Regions from separate parts of the Homo sapiens genome. Here regions 1, 2, 3, 4, 5 and 7 are each linked to region 6. Evidence: chromatin contacts called from ENCODE Hi-C or POLR2A ChIA-PET data. All regions are on one chromosome and are shown on one strand. Each heading gives the region's core, a stretch centred on a gene start or an enhancer-like site at or near the end of the contact. The rest is flanking DNA. Distances are from core to core; before and after follow the strand shown. Region 1 holds the start of EHMT2 (euchromatic histone lysine methyltransferase 2). Region 2 holds the start of NEU1 (neuraminidase 1). Region 3 holds the start of HSPA1L (heat shock protein family A (Hsp70) member 1 like). Region 4 holds the start of VARS1 (valyl-tRNA synthetase 1). Region 5 holds the start of SNHG32 (small nucleolar RNA host gene 32). Region 6 holds the start of BRD2 (bromodomain containing 2). Region 7 holds the start of SKIC2 (SKI2 subunit of superkiller complex).

Evidence for each region. A loop is a pair of places that touch in the nucleus more often than their neighbours do. ChIA-PET counts read pairs that join two places held with the same protein, here RNA polymerase II (POLR2A). Pooled maps may share reads with other maps.
Region 1: a loop to region 6 is called in a map of naive thymus-derived CD4-positive, alpha-beta T cell, with 27 times the contacts of the local background. The contact joins the promoter of EHMT2 here to the promoter of BRD2 in region 6. A Hi-C loop is called at or near these places in 1 of 168 maps with a recorded cell type or tissue (naive thymus-derived CD4-positive, alpha-beta T cell), 1 of 37 single-sample maps with no recorded cell type and 15 of 50 pooled maps. POLR2A ChIA-PET finds 5 or more read pairs at or near these places in 5 of 52 experiments (AG04450, CD4-positive, alpha-beta T cell, PC-3 and 2 more).
Region 2: a pooled map shows a loop between it and region 6 (29-fold over the local background). The contact joins the promoter of NEU1 here to the promoter of BRD2 in region 6. A Hi-C loop is called at or near these places in 1 of 37 single-sample maps with no recorded cell type and 7 of 50 pooled maps. POLR2A ChIA-PET finds 5 or more read pairs at or near these places in 7 of 52 experiments (CD4-positive, alpha-beta T cell, Caco-2, HepG2 and 4 more).
Region 3: a map of psoas muscle shows a loop between it and region 6 (6-fold over the local background). The contact joins the promoter of HSPA1L here to the promoter of BRD2 in region 6. A Hi-C loop is called at or near these places in 4 of 168 maps with a recorded cell type or tissue (PC-9, ascending aorta, gastrocnemius medialis and 1 more) and 16 of 50 pooled maps. POLR2A ChIA-PET finds 5 or more read pairs at or near these places in 13 of 52 experiments (AG04450, CD4-positive, alpha-beta T cell, Caco-2 and 10 more).
Region 4: a pooled map shows a loop between it and region 6 (7-fold over the local background). The contact joins the promoter of VARS1 here to the promoter of BRD2 in region 6. A Hi-C loop is called at or near these places in 5 of 50 pooled maps. POLR2A ChIA-PET finds 5 or more read pairs at or near these places in 6 of 52 experiments (A673, Caco-2, HEK293 and 3 more).
Region 5: a pooled map shows a loop between it and region 6 (8-fold over the local background). The contact joins the promoter of SNHG32 here to the promoter of BRD2 in region 6. A Hi-C loop is called at or near these places in 2 of 168 maps with a recorded cell type or tissue (PC-9 and gastrocnemius medialis), 1 of 37 single-sample maps with no recorded cell type and 20 of 50 pooled maps. POLR2A ChIA-PET finds 5 or more read pairs at or near these places in 13 of 52 experiments (AG04450, CD4-positive, alpha-beta T cell, Caco-2 and 10 more).
Region 7: a loop to region 6 is called in a pooled map, with 12 times the contacts of the local background. The contact joins the promoter of SKIC2 here to the promoter of BRD2 in region 6. A Hi-C loop is called at or near these places in 16 of 50 pooled maps. POLR2A ChIA-PET finds 5 or more read pairs at or near these places in 2 of 52 experiments (CD4-positive, alpha-beta memory T cell and HepG2).

The regions. Positions count from the first base shown.
Region 1 is chr6:31,896,266-31,898,965 of GRCh38, reverse strand. It overlaps EHMT2 (euchromatic histone lysine methyltransferase 2), which reads left to right and starts at 1,268. Exons shown (of 28, transcript NM_006709.5): 1 at 1,268-1,330; 2 at 1,977-2,043; 3 at 2,142-2,360; 4 at 2,450-2,700. The coding sequence starts at 1,289. It also overlaps a transcript of C2 not described here. RefSeq lists enhancers at 751-1,345, 1,429-2,125.
Region 2 is chr6:31,861,497-31,864,196 of GRCh38, reverse strand. It overlaps NEU1 (neuraminidase 1), which reads left to right and starts at 1,376. Exons shown (of 6, transcript NM_000434.4): 1 at 1,376-1,579; 2 at 2,006-2,198. The coding sequence starts at 1,421. It overlaps SLC44A4 (solute carrier family 44 member 4), which reads left to right. Exons shown (of 21, transcript NM_025257.3): 21 at 449-1,005. The coding sequence ends at 570. RefSeq lists enhancers at 1-569, 570-1,195.
Region 3 is chr6:31,814,026-31,816,725 of GRCh38, reverse strand. HSPA1L (heat shock protein family A (Hsp70) member 1 like) reads left to right here and starts at 1,443. Exons shown (of 2, transcript NM_005527.4): 1 at 1,443-1,837. It overlaps HSPA1A (heat shock protein family A (Hsp70) member 1A), which reads right to left and starts at 1,183. Exons shown (of 1, transcript NM_005345.6): 1 at 1-1,183. The coding sequence starts at 969. RefSeq lists enhancers at 1-544, 1,251-2,080.
Region 4 is chr6:31,794,319-31,797,018 of GRCh38, reverse strand. It overlaps VARS1 (valyl-tRNA synthetase 1), which reads left to right and starts at 1,267. Exons shown (of 30, transcript NM_006295.3): 1 at 1,267-1,473; 2 at 1,769-2,188. The coding sequence starts at 1,802. RefSeq lists an enhancer at 815-1,669.
Region 5 is chr6:31,833,466-31,836,165 of GRCh38, reverse strand. It overlaps SNHG32 (small nucleolar RNA host gene 32), which reads right to left and starts at 1,250. Exons shown (of 4, transcript NR_160953.1): 1 at 966-1,250; 2 at 715-755. It overlaps SNORD48 (small nucleolar RNA, C/D box 48), which reads right to left and starts at 903; the gene lies at 840-903. RefSeq lists an enhancer at 1,415-2,113.
Region 6 is chr6:32,967,299-32,969,998 of GRCh38, reverse strand. BRD2 (bromodomain containing 2) reads right to left here and starts at 1,405. Exons shown (of 13, transcript NM_005104.4): 1 at 943-1,405. It overlaps LOC124901302 (a long non-coding RNA gene), which reads left to right and starts at 1,478. Exons shown (of 3, transcript NR_190904.1): 1 at 1,478-1,854. RefSeq lists enhancers at 1-172, 1-490, 1,789-2,328.
Region 7 is chr6:31,957,830-31,960,529 of GRCh38, reverse strand. SKIC2 (SKI2 subunit of superkiller complex) reads right to left here and starts at 1,355. Exons shown (of 28, transcript NM_006929.5): 1 at 1,316-1,355; 2 at 1,130-1,233; 3 at 411-520; 4 at 193-310; 5 at 1-98. The coding sequence starts at 1,337. NELFE (negative elongation factor complex member E) reads left to right here and starts at 1,559. Exons shown (of 11, transcript NM_002904.6): 1 at 1,559-1,638; 2 at 2,076-2,158. The coding sequence starts at 2,084.

The DNA of each region.
Region 1 (2,700 bases), core at 19-2,518, 1.1 Mb after region 6:
CTTGCCTGAAGGAGCCCAGCCCTAAACATGGGAGAGGAGTGTGACAAGTGAGCTCCTCTGGTCAGGGACTCCCCCAAGTCCCCACCCCCAGCCCTCCACCAGTTCTGCAATCTCAACACTTAGCCAGGTACCTCACAGTACAAGTGATTGGCAGTCGTGGGGATGCACATGAACTCTATTTGAGGGACTTAGGATCAGTGCTAGGGATGAGCTACAGGTGGCCAACCTGCCCACGGAAATTGTAAGCAGGAGTCTGTTTGGTCATATTTTGTCTGGGGTAAATAGGTCATGTCTTCAGGAAAGCTAAAAAAAAAAAAAAAAAGCTAAGTTTGGATTAAGGTGCAGGGAAAACTACAATTCCCAGAAAGCTCTGGAATAGTTAACCAAAGAGAACTACAGTTCCCAGAAGGCCTTTAATTGGCCTCAGGTGCCCCACCTGCCTGTGTCAAATACTGCGTGTGAAATCATACAGATCTTTTCCAAACTCGACCAAAACGTAATACCTAAAGGGATGGTACCCTAAATACAGCTATCGAGATTGTCTATCTTGGTGTATATCATTTATACTTAAATTGTCCGCTGGGCTATGACCCACGGAGTACCTGACTGTGCTTATGAAGTGTTCGGCAAAAAAGGTTTACTTACTGCAGTGTCACCAGTCAGTAATGACGTTCGGGCCGCTGGGCTTACCTGGATCCCTAGTGCGTGTGAAGGTGTAACACGCCTGATATAAACAGAAGAGACATTTAGCCACAGGTTTTCAGAAGGGCACGCTGCTCCAGGGGACATGAAGCAGCATGCTAGAACCAGCCAAGAATAAAGGTGTCCTCCGCGTCCCTATCGCCCCTTCGTGCTCGTTAGAAAGAGCAAAAAGGCGAGGCCAAAACTGAGGCCAAGCCTTCTATCTGGTAACCCAAAAACTAGAAAGGCAGAAAAGCAACCAGAGGCGGGAAAAGCCCAACCAGGCCAGAGGAAATACAGCCGCTGCCGAGAGCCGAGAAGTTCAGAAGCTCCGCTTGTTACCTAAAACCAGATGGGGACAGAGACGCCACACCTGGGCCCAGGCGTGTCTCGCCCTCGGTCCCTGCAGAACTGAGGCCAGGAATGACAGGAATTCTCCCTTGCAGCTCCCAGCTTAGGACAGTCACAGCCATCTCCGAGGCCGCTCTCAGGGGAAAATGGCCAAAAAGCATGTAGCGGCTCCTTTAAGGCTCCTCCTCGCCCTCCCTCCCTCGCCCACGTGACCCGGGGCGGCCGCGCGCCGGCTCGGCCCCCAGCGCAAGCGGCGATGGCGGCGGCGGCGGGAGCTGCAGCGGCGGCGGCCGCCGAGGTGCGGAAGGGGAGGGGGAGAGGCGGGTGCATGCCCGCGCGCGCGCCCGGGGGAAGCGCGCGCCCGTGCAATGCTCCGGGGGTGCAACGGGGCCGGGGGGCCCGGGCGGGACTTGCAGCAATCCAGGGGGCCAGCACCGGGGGCGGATGAGGGGACCAGGGTGTGGGAGGTGGGGGGAGTGGGCACGGAGGCGCGCGTGCAGCCGCCGGCTGCCCCTGAGTGGGCGACGGGCGCCGGGGCCCCAGGAGCACGCGTGAGGGGCACGAGGGGCCGTCCACCGGGCTGGGGGGCAGCGGGTGCTGGAGGGGTTGGTGCCCGGGGTCCCCGCGGCCTGGGGGACAAAGGGGGAGCGGCGCGTGCAGCCGGGAGGAGGGGGCGGGGCCGGGGCGCGGAGGCCCCGCCCCCTCCCCCTCCTCTTCTCTCGGCCCCAGAGATGCGGGGTCTACCGAGAGGGAGGGGGTTGATGCGGGCCCGGGGGAGGGGTCGTGCGGCCCCTCCGGGCAGCCGAGGCCGCGGAAGGGGGGGGCCCCACAGAGGAAGAGGTAGGCCCCGGAGCCTACTCTCTCTTCCCAGGGCCCAGGCATCCTGGACCCCCCAACTCTCTACTGGGCTGACCAGCCCTCCTGTCCCTTGTCTCCCCTCCCAGGGGGAGGCCCCCGCTGAGATGGGGGCGCTGCTGCTGGAGAAGGAAACCAGAGGAGCCACCGAGAGAGGTGAGTGCAGCTAAAACGGGCCCCAATTGGACCGTCACCTTCCCTAAACACAGGATCTCCTGAGCCCTTAGCTCTGAACTTTTTCTCTTCCTCTACAGTTCATGGCTCTTTGGGGGACACCCCTCGTAGTGAAGAAACCCTGCCCAAGGCCACCCCCGACTCCCTGGAGCCTGCTGGCCCCTCATCTCCAGCCTCTGTCACTGTCACTGTTGGTGATGAGGGGGCTGACACCCCTGTAGGGGCTACACCACTCATTGGGGATGAATCTGAGAATCTTGAGGGAGATGGGGACCTCCGTGGGGGCCGGATCCTGCTGGGTGAGAGGCTGGGTAGCCTGGGGGGTTGGTGGGAAATTTCTGACTCTTGCCTTCTTTCTTATCTTGCCTTTTGCTTGCCTGTTTTCTAGGCCATGCCACAAAGTCATTCCCCTCTTCCCCCAGCAAGGGGGGTTCCTGTCCTAGCCGGGCCAAGATGTCAATGACAGGGGCGGGAAAATCACCTCCATCTGTCCAGAGTTTGGCTATGAGGCTACTGAGTATGCCAGGAGCCCAGGGAGCTGCAGCAGCAGGGTCTGAACCCCCTCCAGCCACCACGAGCCCAGAGGGACAGCCCAAGGTCCACCGAGCCCGCAAAACCATGTCCAAACCAGGAAATGGA
Region 2 (2,700 bases), core at 127-2,626, 1.1 Mb after region 6:
AGGCTGAAGCAGGAGAATCGCTTGAACTCAGGAGGCGGAGGTTGCAGCGAGCCGAGATTGCGCTACTGCACTTCAGCTTGGGCGACAGCAAGACTCCGTCTCAAAACAAAGAAAAAAGATTAAAAAAAAAAAAGAGCCATTAGAGAGACTTCCCAGCAGGTGGCTGTAGCGGCAGGGGATTTTCTTACTCTACAGCATGCATCCATTCAGGGTTTGCCAGTCTCCTCCTAAGCGACTGACATGCATTTTTTCCGCTAATTCTTATCATCGCTCTATGCAACATAATATTCCCGACCCCACTTCACAGGAGGAAACTGAGATTACATAACCTGCCCGGGGGTAAGGGTGGTGGTGCAGCTTGGATTCCAAATCCCGCAGGCAGCTTGCCTCCCAGTCCCCGATTTCCTGGCCCCAGGGTCCGCTCTAACCGGTCTCTGTTGCGGCTCAGTGGAAGACCTGGAGCGGAACAACGGCTCCCTGGACCGGCCCTACTACATGTCCAAGAGCCTTCTAAAGATTCTGGGCAAGAAGAACGAGGCGCCCCCGGACAACAAGAAGAGGAAGAAGTGACAGCTCCGGCCCTGATCCAGGACTGCACCCCACCCCCACCGTCCAGCCATCCAACCTCACTTCGCCTTACAGGTCTCCATTTTGTGGTAAAAAAAGGTTTTAGGCCAGGCGCCGTGGCTCACGCCTGTAATCCAACACTTTGAGAGGCTGAGGCGGGCGGATCACCTGAGTCAGGAGTTCGAGACCAGCCTGGCCAACATGGTGAAACCTCCGTCTCTATTAAAAATACAAAAATTAGCCGAGAGTGGTGGCATGCACCTGTCATCCCAGCTACTCGGGAGGCTGAGGCAGGAGAATCGCTTGAACCCGGGAGGCAGAGGTTGCAGTGAGCCGAGATCGCGCCACTGCACTCCAACCTGGGTGACAGACTCTGTCTCCAAAACAAAACAAACAAACAAAAAGATTTTATTAAAGATATTTTGTTAACTCAGTAAATCTGTGACTCATTCTCTCCACGACGACAGGCGGCCTTTTTTTTTCCGCGCCCGGCTCTTTAAAATCGGCCCCGCCCCTGTGACGTGTCCTGGTGCCGCGGCCAATCAAAAAGCCCAATAAGGATGGTGCCAGTCCCTTCTTCACCCCAGCCAGTCCGCTTCCCGTTCGGGTCACGCGCTCCGGGCCTCCAAGAGGGCCTCCAAGAGGGCCAATCGGAAGGGCAAGCTTCGAGATGCTGCGTGATCACGTGGGAGGAGATGAGCTACTTGAAGACCAATTAGAGTCCGGGAAGCGCGGCGGGGCCTCCAGACCGGGGCGGGCTTAAGGGTGACATCTGCGCTTTAAAGGGTCCGGGTCAGCTGACTCCCGACTCTGTGGAGTCTAGCTGCCAGGGTCGCGGCAGCTGCGGGGAGAGATGACTGGGGAGCGACCCAGCACGGCGCTCCCGGACAGACGCTGGGGGCCGCGGATTCTGGGCTTCTGGGGAGGCTGTAGGGTTTGGGTGTTTGCCGCGATCTTCCTGCTGCTGTCTCTGGCAGCCTCCTGGTCCAAGGCTGAGAACGACTTCGGTCTGGTGAGTCACCCTTTGCATAGCCCCATCCCCGACCCGCGCAGGTGATCGACACCTAGTGTCCCCCGGAACGCGGGCGGCTGAGCCGACTTTCCGCGACAGGACCCTTTTCTTTCTCCCAGACCCCGTTTCCTCCTACCGCTCCCAGCCCCTCTCCCTCTCCGGGTCCCCGTCCTTCTCCTCATTCGAGCCCCTTCCTCTTTTGGGGTCCCCTTCCCTCCCTGAAGGCGCCTTCTCCTTTCGTAGACCCTCCCCTGCTCCGAGCCTCCAGCTTCGCTCCAAACTCCCCTTCGTGTTCCTCTTTCTTGTTCTGGGACCCCATCCCCTACTCGGGATCCCCATTAGATCCTCCCTCTCCCATCGGAACGTGGGTTCCTAAAACCCCCAAGACAAGTTTGTCTTTGTTGACCCTTCCTCCTCCCATGACAGGTGCAGCCGCTGGTGACCATGGAGCAACTGCTGTGGGTGAGCGGGAGACAGATCGGCTCAGTGGACACCTTCCGCATCCCGCTCATCACAGCCACTCCGCGGGGCACTCTTCTCGCCTTTGCTGAGGCGAGGAAAATGTCCTCATCCGATGAGGGGGCCAAGTTCATCGCCCTGCGGAGGTCCATGGACCAGGGTATAAAGATGTCTGGGTGAAAGAGCCGGTGCTAGGTTGGATGGGTGGGCAGCCCAATGAGCCCAAGGGCCCTGAGGATAGGGGAACTTAGAGGGTTGGTTGCCTGAGTCCCTGAGGGGTAGAGGGAACCCGAGAAGGGCAAGTGTCTAGGACAGTGATCTGGAAATTGGGATCACCAAGGAGTTGGACATTCACTTAGCAAACATTTATTGGGTACTATATACCTATACCAGGCACTATTTTAGGTTTCATGAATATAGCCACGAACAAAACAGATCAAAAATCTCTGCCCTCAGGATTTAAATTGTACTGGAAGGAGACAGACAAGCATAATAAACAAGTAAACTTTTTTGTCTGTTGCAAGGTGATAAATGCAATGGAGAAAAATAAAACAGGACAAGAGGTATAGATAGTGCAAGTGTTGGATTGCACCCTGGGACCATCGGAAGGCCTGAGGTCCCTAGCAGAAGGTGGGAAATTAACGGGAAGTGGTAGAAAGGGT
Region 3 (2,700 bases), core at 194-2,693, 1.2 Mb after region 6:
GTCGCGCAGAGCCTTCTCCACGGGCTCCAGGGTGCTTCGGAACAGGTCGGAGCACAGCTCCTCGAACCTCGCCCTGGTGATGGACGTGTAGAAGTCGATGCCCTCAAACAGGGAGTCGATCTCCAGGCTGGCCTGGGTGCTGGACGACAGGGTCCTCTTGGCCCTCTCGCAGGCGGTGCGCAGCCGCCTCACGGCTCGCTTGTTCTGGCTGATGTCCTTCTTGTGTTTTCTCTTGAACTCCTCCACGAAGTGGTTCACCAGCCTGTTGTCAAAGTCCTCCCCACCCAGGTGGGTGTCCCCGGCCGTGGCCTTCACCTCGAAGATGCCGTCGTCGATCGTCAGGATGGACACGTCGAAGGTGCCCCCGCCCAGGTCAAAGATGAGCACGTTGCGCTCCCCCTTGCCCGTTCTGTCCAGGCCGTAGGCGATGGCGGCGGCCGTGGGCTCGTTGATGATCCGCAGCACGTTGAGCCCCGCGATCACACCCGCATCCTTGGTGGCCTGGCGCTGCGAGTCGTTGAAGTAGGCCGGCACGGTGATCACCGCGTTGGTCACCGGGTAGCCCAGGTACGCCTCGGCGATCTCCTTCATCTTGGTCAGCACCATGGACGAGATCTCCTCGGGGTAGAATGCCTTGGTCTCCCCCTTGTAGCTCACCTGCACCTTGGGCTTGTCTCCGTCGTTGATCACCTGGAAAGGCCAGTGCTTCATGTCCGACTGCACCACCGGGTCGCCGAACTTGCGGCCAATCAGCCGCTTCGCGTCAAACACGGTGTTCTGCGGGTTCAGCGCCACCTGGTTCTTGGCCGCATCCCCGATGAGCCGCTCGGTGTCCGTGAAGGCCACGTAGCTGGGGGTGGTGCGGTTGCCCTGGTCGTTGGCGATGATCTCCACCTTGCCGTGTTGGAACACCCCCACGCAGGAGTAGGTGGTGCCCAGGTCGATGCCGATCGCCGCGGCTTTGGCCATGCCGGTTCCCTGCTCTCTGTCGGCTCCGCTCTGAGATTGGGGGCTGGAAACGGAACACTGGATCCGCGAGAAGAGCTCGGTCCTTCCGGACGCCGGAAACTCGACGCGCCGGTGCCTGCAGCCGCACAGGTTCGCTCTGGGAAGCCTTGGGACAACGGGAGTCACTCTCGAAAAAGGTAGTGGACTGTCGCAGCAGCTCCTCAGGCTAGCCGTTATCCGGACCGCTTGCCCCTGGGCTTTTATAAGTCGTCACGGAGACCCGCCTTTTCCCTTCTGAGCCAATCACCGAGCTCGATGAGGCTGCCAGGTCGGGAATATTCCAGGGTTTTCGCCTCCCGTCCTGCCCCCCAGCCTTCCTTGGACCAATCAGAGGCCAGAGTGCCGCCCCCTGCTCAGAACTCTCCAGAGTCTTCTGGGATTCACTGGAGGGGACAGGGACCCTGAGAGGAAGGGGGAGTGGCGGTGGGAAGGGTGTTGGTCTCCATGGCGATGCTGACCGCCTGCGCTTCAGCGCCTAATTGACAGGAAGGGTCGGCGCTGGGCTTTTAATTGTGGGGGCTTGCTGGGCCTGCGCAGTTGTGGGCAGGGGGCTGGTGCGGGGAGCGGGTTACGCGCGTCCAGGGGAGGGTGGGGGCGTTTGTGTTGACACCGCCCGGCCACGTTACAATGGAGATACTGTCTCTGACCTCATGGGCCAGTTTGGAAAAAGATTACTGAGTTGGAGCCGTCTCAAATTTGCAGGGAGGGACGGGGTGGGGGGTGGGGGGACCCCGGTTGTGCAGTTTGATATTGAGGGAGCCCCCACCTACTCGCTGGGGCTGCGTAATCTGGACGTTTCCAAACTGAAGCGAAGGCGTCGGGAGACTAGGTGAGCCAGTAGGGATCTGATTGATTGTGAACCTGAAAGGCTCAGTAGGTCCTTGTTTGGGAAAGTACTGGAAAGTTCCCTAGTTGGTTTAAGCCTGAGGTATGTGGGCGTTGGCTGATCCGGGTAGGAGGAGCACTTGGGGAAAGCTAAGATGGCTTCAGATTGATTGGTCGGAGCAGCCAGAATGGGGGAGGCGGGGGAAGGGAGTGCGGCCTGTCGGGGAAATGGGGAGGCGGGGAAGGCGGGGTAAGGGGGAGGCGGGGTAACTGGGAAGCGGGGGAAAGGGAGTGCGGCCTAGGAATCTGCGGTGTGGAGAGGGATAGACACTAAACCCTTTATTTTATTTTTATTTATTTATTTTTAATTTTTTTTTTTTTTTTGAGACGGAGTCTCGCTCTGTCGCCCAGGGTGGAGTGCAGTGGCACGATCTTGGCTCACTGCAAGCTCTGCCTCCCGAGTTCAGGCCATTCTCCTGCCTCAGCCTTCCGAGTAGCAGGGACTGCAGGCGCCCGCCACCGCGCCCGGCTAATTGCTCCACCTCCCGGGTTCAAGCTATTCTCCTGCCTCAGCCATCCGAGTAGCTGGAACTACTGGCGCCCGCCACCACGCCCAGCTAATTTTTTCTATTTTTTAGTAGAGACGAGGTTTCACCGTGTTAGCCAGGATGGTAGCCAGGATGGTCTCGTTCTCCTGACCCCGTGATCCGCCCGCCTCGGCCTCTCAAAGTGCTGGGATTACAGGCGTGAGCCACCGCCCCCCGCCCTTAAACCCTTTATTGATCAGTTATTGGCTCCAGAAAACAGGAGTTTTATTTAGGAGAAGGATACAGATACTGTCTGGAGTGCCATGTCGTTTGAGAAAAC
Region 4 (2,700 bases), core at 18-2,517, 1.2 Mb after region 6:
AGAGAAAAGTTGTGACTGGGAATTACTAAACTTCATTCACTCATTCAGCAAATATGAGTTCATGATACAGATGAGACTTCTCAGCCTTAAGGGACCCTTAGAGACCATCTAGTGTGACCCTCCTTTTTGTTTTTGAGACGGGAGTCTCACTCTGTTGCCCAGGGTGGAGTGCACTGGCTTGGTCTGGCTCACTGCAACCTCCGCCTCCCGGTTCAAGCGATTCTCCTGCCACAGCTCCTGAGTAGCTGGGATTACAGATGCCCACCACCATGCCCGGCTAATTTTTTTTTTTTTTTTTTTTTTTTGAGATGGAGTCTCACTTTGTCACCCAGGCTGGACTGCAGTGGTGTGATCTTAGCTCTGCAATCTCCGCCTCCCAGGTTCAAGTGATCTTCTTGCCTCAGCTTCCCAAGTAGCTGGGCTTACAGGTGTGTGCCACCACGCCTGGCTAATTTTTGTATTTTTACAAATACTGCAGCTCTGTCGCCAGGCTGGAGTGCAGTGGCACGATCTCAGTTCACTGCAACCTCAACCTCCAGGGTTCAAGCAATTCCCTGCCTCAGGCTCCGGGGTAGCTGGGATTACAGGCGCCTGCCACCACACCTGGCTAATTTTTGTATTTTTAGTAGAGACGGGGTTTCACCATCTTGGCCTGGCTGGTCTTGAACTCCTGACCTGGTGATCCACCCGCCCTGGCCTCCCAGAGTGCTGGGATTACAGGCGTGAGACGGGCTTTCACCACCTTGGCCAGGCTAGTCTTGAACTTCTGACCTCAGGTGATCCGCCCACCTCGGCCTCCCAAAGTGCTGGGATTATAGGCGTGAGCCACTGCGCCCGGCCGTCACCCTTTTTTCATACATGAGGAGATGAGGCTCAAAGAGGAAGCTGGACGCCAGGGCCTCGGCAAATGGACCTCCCCTTCGGTCCTCATCAGGCGGCTCCCTGCTGGGCACCTCCCCGCTACCGGGTGGGGAACGCCCTCCACCGGCAGGGCCGGCCGACCCTCTTGGGCCAGTTCCCTAGCTGCCCGCTGGGCGCCGCCCTCGCCACCCGGCCGAGGACCCGCACAAGGTGCCCGTGGCGGCGCCTGACGGGAGCGTCGTGCTCAGGGGTGTCCTCTCGTCCTGCGTCCGCGCCCAGCGCCCCGCGCCCCGCGCTGTTCCTCGTGAGACCGGCGGGCGGCGAGCCGCGCGGCCCCCGGGGCAGTGTCGGACACGGCGGGCGCGCACTCGCAGGCGGGGCACGGCCGCCCCCGCCAGGACCCGCAGGCCCGGAAACGCTCCCTGTCACAAAGGGGGGAACACGTGGGCGCCGGCTGCCGGGGCGGCGATCTTAGGGAACTAGGGTCACCTGGAGAGCCGCCCACCGTCTCTGCCCGCTCGACTCCTCCGCCCGGGCCGCTCGGCCGGTCCAGCCGCGGCCGGCGCCTGGCTGTGAGGTGGATTCCCGGCCCAGTCTGACCATCTCCCTCCAGTACGTACACGCGGCTCGAACCCGCATCCAACCAGACGCCGACCCGCTCCTGAGAGCCTTCCACACTCCCCGAAGCCCCGCGATGGTGGATAGTTCCTCTTCCCCAGGAACTCCCCACTGACACTGCCCCTCTGAGAGCCAGGTCCTCGGCTCCTGACAGCCTGCCTGGTCAGACCCTCAGTCCTATGGGACTCGGGTGTCTGCGGCGAAGGAGCTCCCGTGAGGGTCCCCTCTCTACTCAAACATAGGACCCACCTCGATCCCGCAGTCTTCCCCTGTCTCTCTTTCTCCTTAGGTTTTTCCACTTCGTTCGGACCTTCTCATAACTATGTCCACCCTCTACGTCTCCCCTCACCCAGATGCCTTCCCCAGCCTCCGAGCCCTCATAGCCGCTCGCTATGGGGAGGCTGGGGAGGGTCCCGGATGGGGAGGAGCCCACCCCCGCATCTGTCTCCAGCCACCCCCGACTAGCAGGACTCCCTTTCCCCCACCCCGCCTGCCGGCCCTGGAGCAGGGGCCCGGTGGGCTCTGGGTGTGGGGGGCCACGGCTGTGGCCCAGCTGCTGTGGCCAGCAGGCCTGGGGGGCCCAGGGGGCAGCCGGGCGGCTGTCCTTGTCCAACAGTGGGTCAGTTACGCCGACACGGAGTTAATACCAGCTGCCTGTGGAGCAACGCTGCCGGCCCTGGGACTCCGAAGCTCGGCCCAGGACCCCCAGGTGAGGGGGTTGTACAGAAGAGGGGGAGGGGAGAAATTCAGAGGAGGGAAGCGAGGACTGGAATGGACAATGAGACAAGAAGGTAGTACATCAGATGTGGGAAAAGAGTGATCAAATCCCAGATTGCCAACTGGTATGGTAACCCTGGGCACGTTTCATAGACCCGCTGTGTCTTGGTCTTCCTATGTCTATGAACACGCAGGCAAGTTGATGTAATGCTTGCCTCACTGAGTTAATAGGATTAAAAGATGTGCGCAGAGCACATAGTTTAGTGCCAGGCACTTTTAAAGTCTCTTAGTAAAAGTTTGATGAGTCTGAAATTGATGAGGATAGAAGTTATTTGAATTGTAGGAAAAGACTGGGTGAGGGAGAGATGACAATTGCTGGGAGGAGATAAAAGAGAAATGAAATGAGGAAGGTAAGTGAGAGGAGAGATAACCCTGCCAGATTGTAACTATCAGTCCTTCCAAAGGAGACCTGTGCCTTGGTGTACTTTCAACTCTGCCTCCTTG
Region 5 (2,700 bases), core at 1-2,500, 1.1 Mb after region 6:
AACATGGTGAAACCCCTTCTACTAAAAACAGAAAAATTAGCCGAGTGTGGTGGCGCGGGCCTGTAGTCCCAGCTAATCGGCAGGCTGAGGCAGGACAATCGATTGAACCCGGGAGGCAGAGGTTGCAGGGAGATCGTACCATTGCCAGCCCGGGCAACAAGATCAAGACTCCATCTCAAAAAAAAAAAAAAAAAAAGGAAAAAATTGGCTAAGGTGGGAGAATCGGTTAAACCCGGGAGTTGAAGGCCGCACTGAATTGTGTTCTTGCCACTGCATTCCAGCCAGGGTGACAGGGAGGCTGTCTTAAAAAAAAAAAAAAAAAAAGGCCGGGCGCGGTGGCTCACGCCTGTAATCCCAGCACTTTGGGAGGCCGAGAGGGGCGGATCACGAGGTCAGCAGATCGAGACCATCCTGGCTAACACAGTGAAACCCCTTATCTATTAAAAAATACAAAAAATTAGCCAGGCTTGGTGGCATGCGCCTGTAATCCCAGCTAATCGGGAGGCTGAGGCAGGAGAATCGCTTGATCCCAGAAGGCGCAGGTTGCAGTGAGATCGTGCCACCGCACTTCAGCCTGGGTGACAAGGCGAGACTGTCTCAAAAAAAAAAAAAAAAAAAAGGGCAGGGAGGCGCATAATGCCCATGAACGAAAGCTTGCTTGGGAACAAAGCTTTCCGAAGAGGCATTCAAAAGGCTCTCGCACCTAATACTCACCTTTACTCAAGGATAACACGGCGATGAACGTCTTACAACTCCTAACGGGGAAATGAAACAGAACAAAAGATTAGGAATCTTGGCCATGAACTCGTTGAGCCTGAGAAATGCTGGACCGAGGGGGCGGTCAGAGCGCTGCGGTGATGGCATCAGCGACACACTCAAGAGTTACCTGGGGTCATCATCACTCCCTTCCTATCCCCGGGCGACCGCCACCCCCATTTTGCAATCACTCGCCCAACCCCACTCACAGTTGTTTTGAGTCAGCAGGGGCTGTGGGGCCGCTAGCCGAGTTCCCCCTGCCACGAGCTAGGTCAGTTCCAAGCAAAGACACCAGAAACTCCAGTGTGCAACGGTAGTTCACCCAACTGCACTGGGGACCGCCCTCTCCTACCCCAGCCAGGCCGCGACGTGGCCGCCCGCCGGCTGCTGCGCAAAGGCAGCGCAAGCCGTTGGGATCCCCTGCTCCCCCTCACTCAACAGTCGGGCCATTACAACTCTCATACTGCCAACCCACGAGCCCACTTCGCAAAAAGAACTAAAATGGCGAGGCCGGGGCCATTTATGGCGGCGCCGGGTTGGGGGCCTGACGGGTATAGTTGTTTTCTTATCTGCCTGGCTAGACGCGCGGCATTTTCCCCATTGTTTGTCCACACAGAAATAAAACAAAGTGAAAGAAAGACCAGGAAAGTATGTTTCACACTCCTCTGGGCAAATATTCGGAGATGCTTTCTGAATTTTGAAAAACAAAAAACAGGGATCTGTCTGGCCAGGCGGAAGAAAGTCCCCGGCGCCGGCCGGCCAGCGCCAGCCGGGTGCTGCTCCTAAGCCGTTTCCCAGCAGCCCATGGTCCGTTAATGACCCTGGGACTCTTCCCGCGCGCGCGCGGGCGCGCGCAGCTGCGCCAGTTTAGCGTCCAGCTACCCTGACACTTCGCACTCCGTTCCCCCAGCGAAATCTGAATTTGCCTCCCAGTTCGATCCCGCAGACTGTCAGGCACCCTAACCTTCAATTAAACAAAACAAAACAAAAACCAAAAACCCAAAAGGCAGGTCGGACGTAATAGGTCACGCCTGTAATCTCAACACTTTGGACAGGCCCAGGCAGAGGATCATTTGAGGCCCGGAGTTCGGGACCAGCCTGGGCAAATAGTGACACCCAACCCCCGTCTCTATTTATTTAAAAATTAGGCCGGGCGCGGTGGCTCACGCCTGTAATCCCAGCACTTTGAGAGGCCGAGGCAGGTGGATCACGAGGTCAGGAGATCGAGACCATCCTGGCTAACACGGTGAAACCCCGTCTCTACTAAAAAAAAATTAGCAGAGTGTGGTGGCGGCGCCTGTAGTCCCAGCTACTCGGGAGGCTGAGGCAGGAAAATGGCGTGAACCCAGGACGCCGAGCTTGCAGTGAGCCGAGATTGCGCCACTGCACTCCAGCCTGGGCGACAGGGCGAGACTCTGTCTCAAAAAAAAAAAAATTATTGAAACTCATAAGTCATTTCAAATCCTTTCTGGACCCTTTCCTATCGCCCCCATTTATAAACGCGTATGATGTTTGGTGATGTGTGTTGTGTGTGTTGGTATCTTTTTCTTTTTTGAGACGGAGTCTGACTCTGTTGCCCAGGCTGGAGAGCAGTGGCGGGATCTCGGCTCACTGCAACCTCCGCTTCCTCGGTTCAAGCGATTTTCCTGCCTCAGCCTCCGAAGTAGCAAGGATTACAGGTGCACACAACCATGCCTGGCTAATTTTTATATTTTTAGTAGAGTCAGGGTTTCACCATGTAAGCCAGGCTGGTCTCGAACTCCTGACTTCAGGTGATTTGCCTGCCTAGGCCTCCACAAAGTGCCAGGATTATAGGTGTGAGCCACCGAGCCTGGCCTCTTCCTTTTTTTTTTTTTCTTTTTCTTTTTTTTTTTTTTTGAGATAGGGTCTTGCTCTGTTACCCAGATTGGAGTGCAGTGGCATGATCTCGGCTTACTACAACCT
Region 6 (2,700 bases), core at 156-2,655:
TGAGTCACCAGGGAGGCTACTGCTACTCAGTAATTTGGGAAAGTAACTCTTTCCTCCTTTCCGTTCCCTCCCCCGCAGTACACAAGGAGAGAACTGTTCAGGACTGGGGGAGGGGATGAGGGAGGCGATGGAAGAGGCCACCCTGGAGAAACCCGAAACCTTGGGAGCTGTGAAATCATTCCAGGTCCCGAGCCTCCCTCGCATCTCAGACCATGCTGTCTAGACCCCCTACTGCCAGCACCCACCTTGGGCCTGGTTTCTGTTCCTAAGCAGACCTCAAGCTTTCAGCTTGTAAGCACCCCAGCCTGGAGTAGACACGTGCTCAGTAAAGACCCTACAGGGGCAAAAGGCCCCACAGGCCGTGTCCACGTGAATGCACACAAATTCGGTAAGCGACTCGAAGCGTAACCTCCAGCCTGCGGTGTGACGACTGGAGCTCCCCTACCGCGGACACAAAGGGCGCACAGCAATGCTCCCTCCAGAGGCTCTGGGGAGAAAGGAAGTTGGCGCCTGGGAACAACCTCAGTTCACAACATGGGTGGCCAACTCCTAAAGCATTCACATCCACGGGTAGGGGCCACAGCCACCACTCCTCAGCCCACCGCCAGGTCACCCCTCCCTCGGCCGCCGATGGATCCCTTCTCACCTGGCTCCCGGCTGCTGTACCCCCAGGGGACGAATGGAATAGGGGGGGCCACACCGCCCCCTAACCCCTTTGCCCTCCAATGGGTACGGAGGCATGAGGCTGGCCATTCCCCTCCCCCCCCATGGCCCTCTCCCGCTCGCCCCCCCTCCACGCTCCCATTGGCTGTAAAAGGTTTGAAGGACAAATCTTCCCACTCTCAGGATTCTTTCCTGAACCCCAAGAATCCCCCTCCCGGACTCCCCACCATTGGTTAAGCACTTGACTGACATCTCCGCCCCACAAGGGCCCCTTCTCACCTGGATCCTAAAGCCTTCCAGGGGGCCTCCAAAGTTGCCCTCGGCTTGGTACGGGGTATGTAATCCGGGGTGTCAACCCCCCCCCAGAAAACGAAGCCGTGCTGGGGGAGGGGGCGTAGCCCCCAGCCCCTCCCTTCCCGAACGGGCTGGGGGGGTGGGGAGAGCATCGGGGCCGCGCGGCCACGTCAGCAGCACCCAGATTGGCTGACCGGGGTCACGTGCCCGCTTCCCCCCCACCCCCCGCCTTTCCCCCAGCCACGAGGACCAGCTTTCCGAACGTTCCTGGGGGTCGCGCCAAGGGGCCAAGGGGGCCGCATGGCCCAGGCCTATGTCCCGAAACCCAGAGCGCTATAACGCTGCTGCTTGTCCATATCCCCAGCTTCCTATCCCGCAGTCCTGGACTCTGTCCCCCCCACTCGCCTCTCCATACGAGTTCAGCATGGCTGCCGCAGACCAGGAACACACACAGCGCAGGCGCAAGGGTGCGCCCTGACTGGGGGAGGGGGAAGGAGGGCCAGAGGCTGCGGGGAGAGCCGTAGTGCGCAGGCGTCCGGACCGGAACCGCATCTCCGGCGGCGGGGCTTGGAGCGCGCGCTTTTCGTGGGGCGGGAGCCCGCGCCCGGGTGCTGACCTCCTGCCTCAGCGCCCCCTCCCCCACTACCCGCGGCCTAGCGGGGTAGCCTCGGGTGGCCAGGCTTGTTTCCTCCTCGGTGGGTGTAAGGTGCGGCTTCGCTGGTCCTGGCCTGAATCCAGCGGAAGCGCACGCTGCTGAGCTGTCAGCGGAGGAAAATGGGGCCTGGACCTGGAGATATGAGGGTCTGGAGAGAGGGGCCCCTTCCCTGGTGTCGTGTGGTGCGACCACTGGAGAGGGAGTTTCTCGCCCTCGTCGCGCCTGCCGCGCGGAGAGATAAGGTGCGGACCGCAGATGTGGACTTCGTATTTGGCTTTAGTCTTAGGCAGCCTTAAAATCTCTCCGTGCCGTGAACCTACGCTAGACTTTTCTTTAGTGAGACCTGTGAGTCCCTGGACCGCTCTACCTTCTACGATATTTACCAGCTGATAACTTTTCCTTCTCTATTTATTTCGTAGTGGACCGTTTAAACCTCTTATACTCTTAAAGTTATGATCTCTCCTCTCCCAAGCTTGAGTGAATTCCCCCCAAAATTTTGGAACTGGTAACATAAAATGTTATGGTGATTCAGTTGCCAGCTAAAAAGTAAGCCTTTAATTTGTCATTAGCCGATAACCTCTCCCTTGATTACCCAGAGTATGGTCCAGATTTTCACGCTGCAGACCCTAATCTCTCCTCACCGACAGATGGCACTTCACAGAACAGAAAGGCCAATTTGCAGAACTGGCTTCCCATTTCCCACCTGCAAACTGGGTCAATTGTGTATTCCTTTCTCATTTCACTAGAGGTCCTCCCTTCGGTTTGAGGAAATCCTTTACTATTGACCTGGTCAACCTTCTCTGTTACCCGGAAGCTGTCTTCCCTTCTCCCCCTTTTGACCTTTTTAAACTTTTCTCTTGGTTTCCCCGCTGACAGAAAGATAACAACCCTCTCAATATCGTGCCCTCTTAGAGACTCATGTCTCTCGGCTTCCTTGCACAGCCAAGACCTGAAATTGAAATTATCCTTACTATCTCAATTCTTTGTCACATTCTCTTTCCCCATCCCCACTCTTCAAGCTACCTCTGTCAGGCTGCTACCACCAAAACTTTTCTGGCAGATGTCACCAAGAACCTCCTAACTGGCAA
Region 7 (2,700 bases), core at 106-2,605, 1.0 Mb after region 6:
TGAGTTGGATTTCCCCATAAGGACTGGGAGGCTGGCCCTGGAGGCCGGCGAAGAGACAAGGAGGTTGTAGCCGAGAGATTTGTGTTCTCCAGCAAGACCTAAGGCAAGAGATCAGAGCCCCAATGAGGCTGAGCTTGTCTCTGACCACCTCCCCTTCTCCCCAACTGTTTCTCATGACCCCTGACCTCCTACCTCTTTGTAACCCAGTATCTGGCCTGTGGTTGGGTGTCTTTGGGCCTGTAGGTCGGATGGGACTGGGGCTCCCAGGACAGCCAAAAGAGACCAGGGATCCGTCTTCCTCTGCCATTTTCTGGAGAGAAAAATAGTAACTTTTGGGTCTTCTTTCTTCCTCTGTCCCAGCTTCCTTCAGGAACCCATCACCCTAGTCTAAGCCCCTCCAGACTCCTCACCGGGCTGAGTGCTCCACACCATGCAGAGGCAGCCAGGCTGGGGATGACAGAAACAACTGTTCTGCTTCTTGCTGCAGATCTGGGGCACAAGGAGGGAGGCCATGGGGAAGCTGAAACAAGGGCAAGATGAGAGGCATTAGGTAAGGAAAGAGGATAAAATGCAGACAAAAGAGATGATGGGACTTGTGTTCAGATCAGAAATGGCAGATGTGTCAAACAGACTAGGACAATCAGGCTTGGCCAAAAACTACCTGCTACTGAATTACCTGGGGCAGATTTTGGATTTCAGAAACATGGAGGCTGGACCTAGGAATGTGCATTTTTAAAAAGCTCCCTGGCTAATCATGAAGCACACTGAAATTGGAGACTCACTGATTTTAGAAAAAGGGGTCCCAGACCTAAGGATGAAAGGTTGGAGGCTCAAAGCCTATCATCTCAGTCACCAAGTGCCCTGGTGCTTGGATACAGAAGGGAGCTCCACGGAGAAATGCCACATTTGAAAGAGCAGCTCTCAAAGCAAAAATATCCCCAGCCCTTTCTGCTCTGTCCTCACATGTACTGCAGGTACACTGGGCTGTAATCTGTCCAGCACCCCTTCAGGCTGGGATGGACAGGAGTACAGGCACAGATGAACAAGGTTAAGCTAGATCCTACTGTGAGGAGGGTGAAGGAGGTTTGGACTCAATGCGGGTCAAAGGTTAGGGTCAAAAGTCACTCACGCTACTCTCTGGAGCTCCAGGCAAGTTCAGCAGCTCCCAGTGCCCCGTGCATCCGAGCTCCACGGCCCGAAGGGGTAGGTCCAGGGGATCTGGAGGGGGTAGCACTACGGGGAAAGGTCAAAAGTCAGGGGTCAAAGTTCATTCCATATCGGCTACTCCGTTCCATTTCCCTCCCCTCCCCCTCACCAAGTCGCTCTGTCTCCATCATCCTGGAGCCACAGCAGCTGCCTGGCAGCCCGGAAGTGCGGCAAGTAGTCGCTGCGAAGTAAGCCCCGCCCCGGAACGGGCGGAAGTAGAGGCAACTTCCGGTACAGCCCCGCCGAGAGCGTGAACTATCGCTGCGGAGGGGCAGACCTGGACCGGTGGAAGGCCGGGCGGAAGTGCGCGCCTGGGGCCGCCTTGGTTACCGCGTTTTCCGCTCCTCGCTACGTCATCGTTGTGAGCCCGCTATCAGCGGCCAGCGCGGGCGCGGCCGGAGACCGTGGGGCCCCCGGTTGCCGCCCCCTCGGGTAAGGCCCTCTGCTTCTCACTCTTCGGCCCTTTTTCTCATAGCCGTTTCTCTGTTCTTCCTCTTTGCGTTGCTCTGCGGGCGCTACGCTGGCTCCACCGCCTTCTCTGCCGTTCAAACCCCGCGGTTGTCCTTACCCTAGCGAGGGTAGGGGGGTCGGGTGCCATCGTCTTTCCGACGGAGTGGATATTTGTCCCTCCTTGAACCACATGGTACCTAAAGGTGCTGGTGTCTGTGATCCCTGGAGACAGGAGGGAATGCTGGATGATCCCGACCAGCGGGAGCTTGGACAGCAGCCTGGTTTAAGCAAGGGGTAGGGAAAGCCAAAGACAAGAGTAGGCAGACCTGAAGGGGTGGGGTTGGGTACAGTGTGGACGGCGTGTGAACCCCGGGTGGTAACAGTGGAGAAAGATGTCTTGGGCCCTGCCCCTGAACTAGGAGCCACCATGTTGGTGATACCCCCCGGACTGAGCGAGGAAGAGGAGGCTCTGCAGAAGAAATTCAACAAGCTCAAGAAAAAGGTGAGGGACTGTGTGTGGACATGGCCTAACCTTTCACAGACTCTGCACTCTGAGAAGATATGGGGTGAGTGTGAGCGAATGGGGAAGTTTTTCTGGCCCATACCTAGAGACATATCACCTCACAGTGTAGCTTCGAGAGGTGGGCTTTCCCAAGCCTTGGTGTGGACCTTCTGTCTTTTCTATGCAATTTGCCATGGATTGTCTTCCTTTCCCATGGCTTTTAGTACCGCTTAAGAGCTGATGATCCCCAAGTTTGTTTTTTCCAGTTCTATCCAGTGTTATACTGAAAAACTTCAGATACTCAGTGTTGAAGCTATCATCTTTCTATTCTTGATCTTCCAAATAAGATTGACTACACCAATTCTGCCACATGTTTGGACTCAAAACTCTGACTTCCCCACTATTTGCATAGTCAAACCTTTGCCAAGTCTTATTGTTTCTTCTTTTGAAGTAATTTTTCCTGTTTATTCTTCACTGTGCATTCCCCCGAGCAGGGCTTTATTGACATTCATGTGGGCCATTGTAATGGTCTCTCAACAAAT